2 separate regions of the Homo sapiens genome follow, and region 2 is linked to region 1. Evidence: read pairs that join two places in POLR2A ChIA-PET (ENCODE). Cell type or tissue: CD4-positive, alpha-beta T cell. All regions are shown on one strand.

Region 1 (2,500 bases):
TCCAGCCTTATTCAGTGATGTCCTTACAGGGACCTTGCTTTTGTGCATCAGTCTTTTGTGACATGAAAATGTTGCTAAAGAAAAACTTGAGCAGTTGGTAAAGACATCGCAAGGTGTTGTGGCAACAACCATCAGTTTGCAGTGATTATGCTATGGTTGGTTGTTCTCATATGTTTCCACTTTCTTTGCAGTAATACCTGTATGCATTATTTACAATTCCAAATTGAAGCCATCCATTCCTTTACTGTCATGCACCTTGAAATCTGTTTACAGTCATCCCTCAGTATCTGTGAGGGATTGGTTTCAGGACCACTCCCCATACCAAAATCCTGAAGATGCTCAAGTCCCTGATACAAAATGGCATGATGTTTGCATTTATACTGTGCACATCCTCCTGCATGCTTTAAATTCTGTCTCTAGATTATAGTACTTAATACAATGTAAGTGCTATGTACATAGTTGCCATACTGTGTTGTTTAGGGAATAATGGCACGAAAAAAAGTCTGTACATGTTCAGTATAGCTGCAACCATGGTAGGCCTAGTTACATTTTCCATCGGATGCGGAACCTGAAAATATGGAGGACCTGTTGTGTGGGCTTCATCTAGGTGATTAATGACATAGCAGAGCAGTGTTTTTTTGTTGTTGTTTTTTAAAAATATTTTTCAATGTACAGGCCTTTATTAACTGAGTGCTCAGAAGTAAGCTCAGTGTGTGTCACAAGCATGGAGATGGGGGATTGCTCCCAAGGAGAAGAGAGGGGGTGAGGGGCAGCTTGGGGAGTGAGGAGGGGAGGAAGGACAGTGGGACCAGGGCTAGTCCCCCACCTCCGACACCCTAGCTCCTGAAGAGTTCCACCAGACCCACCCTTGTGCTCCTCGAAGAAAAATCTGCTAAGGAAGAAGAAAAAGATAGGTTAGTGTTTTTAATGTGACAGACAAATGAATCTTTAAGTGATTCCTTGCATGAATCTAATTCTTGATGATAGCCAATTATTTGAGATGGGTGATAAATTATAACAAGCCCAGACCTTTTACCCTTGGCTCTGGGTATGCATATATGTAAGGAACTTAATGGTAATAGGAACACCCCGTTATCCAGTCTAATAATAAACCACTAATTGTACCAGATAAAAAATATTATGAACTGAAGACCTAATATTGTTGAAATGTCACAACTTCTGTGAGTAAAACATTTCAGCTGGGCACGGTGGCTCATGCCTATAATCTCAGCACTTTGGGAGTCTGAGGTAGGAGGATCACTTTAGCCCAGGAGTTCAAGACCAGCCTAGGCAACGTAGCAGGACCCCATCTCTATGAAAAATAAAAAAATTAACCAGGCATGGTGGTGAGTGCCTGTAGTCTCAGCTACTCGGGAGGCTGAGGTGGGAGGATGACTTGAGCCCAGGAGGTCAAGGCTGCAGTGAGCCAAGATGGTGTCAGTGTACTCCAGCCTGGGCGACAGAGGAAGACCCTGTCTTAATCAGTCAATCAGTATTTCATGCTTTTAGATACTTTGTGGTTTTCCCACCAGATACTGTCACTACTATCAAAGAACCACGTAAGGAAATTCTGTAAATGGTTCTTAACTTTGTGCCAGACACCTGAGAATGTGCGCAGGTTTATTAGCTATAGTCCTTCATCTTGAGTCTGTATAGAATCCTGTCCTCTCCTGATACTGTACGTAAGTTACTCAGTGTTACCAGTTTTCTTTTTTCTTCATGTCGCTTTCTTACTGTATTCAGAAAATTTTCTTCTTTAAAAATATTTCAGATTATTGTCACTTTGGTGGACCCTTTACTCGTCTCTAATAAAATGTGAACTGAATACATTTTCAGGTGAGATGTTTCAGTTCATGCTGTGGGGTCTCCTGTCTGTGTGAAGATTTGACCTATGGTGTACTTTCTCTTCATTTTTTCCCCTATTTCTTTTTCTAAAATTAATTTTACTCTGTATATTTGAGGTTTACAACATGATGCTATGGGATTCACAGAGATAATAGTGACTATAGTGAAGCAAATTCATCTATCAATGATCTCGCACAAAGTAGGCCCTTTGTATCTGCATGTTCCGCATTTGCAGATCCCACCAACCACAGATCGAAAATACTTGGGAGAAAAACAAATAATAATGTAACAATGAGAATAATACAGATTTTTTAAAAATGCAATATAACTATTCACATAGCATTTACTTTATATTTGGGATTATAGAAATGATATAGAGTATCCAGGAGGATGTGTGCAGATTATATGCAAAGCTGCGTCATTTTGTATCAGGGACTTGATCGTTGCGGATTTTGGTGTCCTGAGGGATTCCTGCAACCGGTTGTCCACTGATCTCAAAGGATGATGGTAGTTAATTTGTGTGTGTGTTTGCATGTGTATGCGTGTGTGTGTGTGTGTGTCTGCTTTCGTAACGAGTAACTAAAACCTATTTATTTAACAAAAATCCCCAATACAGTTTTATGAACTCTAGGCCTCATGTTAATACATGAGGTCT
Region 2 (2,500 bases), 120 kb before region 1:
CTCCAAGCACTCTCTGTTGGAGCTCCTGAAATCCCTAAGCAGGATGAGTTCCTTGATGAGATCCCAAGGTACACATGTGCTTAAGGAGACTTGTTTTTTCAAAGAAAAAAAAGACAACAACAATGTGAACAGTGTCCTTACATCTCTAAAAATTTTTTTTTCCTTTGGTTCTCTTCATGTGGGCAATATATTCCTAACAAAGGGATAATGAAATAACTAATTTTCTGAGTTGCATCTTAGGAGCATCTGCTATTAGAACTGGCCTGCTAAAATCTCATTCTTCCCTTCTAAATTCTGTCTTCATCTCCATTCCTGCCTTCTTTCTCATTTCTTACACCAAGTAATTGTACCAGGATGCACCCTGGTACAGGTGCATTCACTGCAATGTTCTGCTCTGGAGGACAGAGCCCACGTTAAAGGGCATCTGTGTGTTTTCAATGCATCTTGTCCCTTTAGTGACCATTCCTCAGCTATTGCTAAGTTTCATTTAATTGAGCTGGAGTCATCATCTGGGAAAGGCAGCGAGACCAACAAGAATACGAAAGCCTCTCAATAAACCTTCAAATGTAGGTGGGAAGGGAGAAATAGGACTGTATTAGAGGATAATTTCAGAAAGTAGGCAGGAACAAAGGACTTGCAGAACAAACAGACTCCAAGAGAGTCATGTACGAAGCAGCACCTGCTGATGACTGCAGAAATGAAGAGACGGTTATTATCTGAATACTCCAATAGACTGGCATATTGTTCTGGCCCAGTGCCAGGCGCACGTGATGATCTGGCTAGGATTATTAGAGCTCTTCTGTTAAAGCACAGATCACATGTGTGCTGAGAATGTGTTCTTTCTCTGGATTTGAGGTGACAGACAGCCATATCACATGCCATCCCTTTTTCCATCCTGATTCCAGCCAGGCAGTAAACCAAATCCTCACCCAGTCTGTCTCCACCATGTGGTTTCCCTAGCCAGCTGAACAAAATATTTTCAGAATGTGGAATGTAAACAAAGTTCCTACTGTTAGCAATTCTGTGTCATTTACTTGTGGTTTATTTTATTTTACTTTAAGTCACATTTAAATTCAAAAGATTGCCAGCCTGCATGATGCATGTAAACAAATCAGAAATATAGATTAGAATTGCAACTGATTAGTTAGCTGTGAACGTGTCTGTTCAAATGGAAGAAGGGAGAGGAAAATCTATTATGCTCCTGGGATATTGCGTCTCCAAAGGAAATTCATTTGTGAGAAGGGCTTTAAAAGCAATGACTTCCGTCATTTGTGTTTTCTACACACTGGTTACTGTAAAAGCTAATAGAATACCTAGGCGGAATCTCTGCTTGGGCTCACGTAACACAGCTTCACAAGGAAACACAGGGAGCAATTGCAAGAGGGAAAAGGAAGACCTGCAAATACACCTTAGCAGACGGTGATCACAAAATATGTGTCCCTCGCACTACTGGAGATGTTTTTCAAGAAAATTCTATTTTCCAGGTTTCTTATTTTTGATTGTTTAAAAGTATATGTCTACAATGCATGATGCTGAATGATAAAGGTTGTATGAACCTTCTGATATTCACTAACAATCTGAATCAAAGTCGGGCATGGTAGCCTCAGCCCTTAGGGAAGCCAAGGCAAGCAGATTGCTTGAGCCTTTTAGTTAGAGACCAGCCTGGACAACACAATAAGACCCTGTCTTTACAAAAAAATAAGAAAAAAAAAATTAGCCAGGAGTGGTGGCATGTACCTGTAGTACCAGCTACTTAGGAGGCTGAGGTGGGAGGATCACTTGAGCCCAGAAAGTCAAGGCTGCAGTGAACTATGATCACGCCACTGCACACTACTGTGGATGACAAAGTGAGACCCTGTCTCGAAAAAGAAAAAAAAAAGGAATCCAAATCAAGATTTGCCTTTGTTTATACATTTCATCTAAAATATCCTCTGTCTTCCAAATCAATAGGGAGCTAAAGTGGGCATAACAACTTTACTATTAGGTAAATATTAGTAAAATATTTACCCACAGACCTACACGAGTAATGTTTTCCTAGCACAGTGCCATGAACTATACATTTTCTAAAATCTTGTTGACACTTTAATTACACCATCCACCTTGTTTATATTATTTGGAAGCTGGTAAGCTAATGTGAAAATTAACTGAATGATACATTTCTTTGAGTTCTTCTTGGTATCTTCTGAATTGTGGTCAAGTAGCAATCCTAGGACCCTAGATGAGCCAGGCAGCAGCAGACGCAGATGCCGGTGAACTCACTGCATTTCATCTTCAGTACTACCTTCTTCACTCAAAAGTAATGGCTCACCCAAGGGGTCTTATTACACTTTCTCAAGTTATAGCAGCTGTATCTTGATTCACAAAAGAATCTTCCTCAGAATAAAGCCCCGTGGAAAAAGGTTGTGTGCCCTACAAGATTAGGCACCTGGAGGATTGGAAGAACAATCACCTTGAACCACACATTATTTGGATCATTTGGCAAAAGGAAAAGCAACTTCCT

Evidence for each region. Peaks named below come from ENCODE experiments on the same cell type or tissue, not always from the same donor. Only the 100,000 strongest peaks of a DNase experiment are listed, where the experiment ranks them.
Region 2: POLR2A ChIA-PET joins it to region 1 with 8 read pairs; 3 of 35 experiments call an interaction of 5 or more read pairs at or near these places.

The regions. Positions count from the first base shown.
Region 1 is chr10:22,687,450-22,689,949 of GRCh38, reverse strand. All of the region lies in intron 1 of PIP4K2A (phosphatidylinositol-5-phosphate 4-kinase type 2 alpha), which reads left to right. Among named protein-coding and RNA genes, the nearest start is that of PIP4K2A, 26 kb to the left of the region's middle. In CD4-positive, alpha-beta T cell, no CTCF peak of the experiment used is centred here; no DNase peak of the experiment used is centred here; H3K27ac peaks cover 459 bases.
Region 2 is chr10:22,803,867-22,806,366 of GRCh38, reverse strand. No RefSeq gene overlaps it. Among named protein-coding and RNA genes, the nearest start is that of PIP4K2A, 91 kb to the right of the region's middle. In CD4-positive, alpha-beta T cell, no CTCF peak of the experiment used is centred here; no DNase peak of the experiment used is centred here.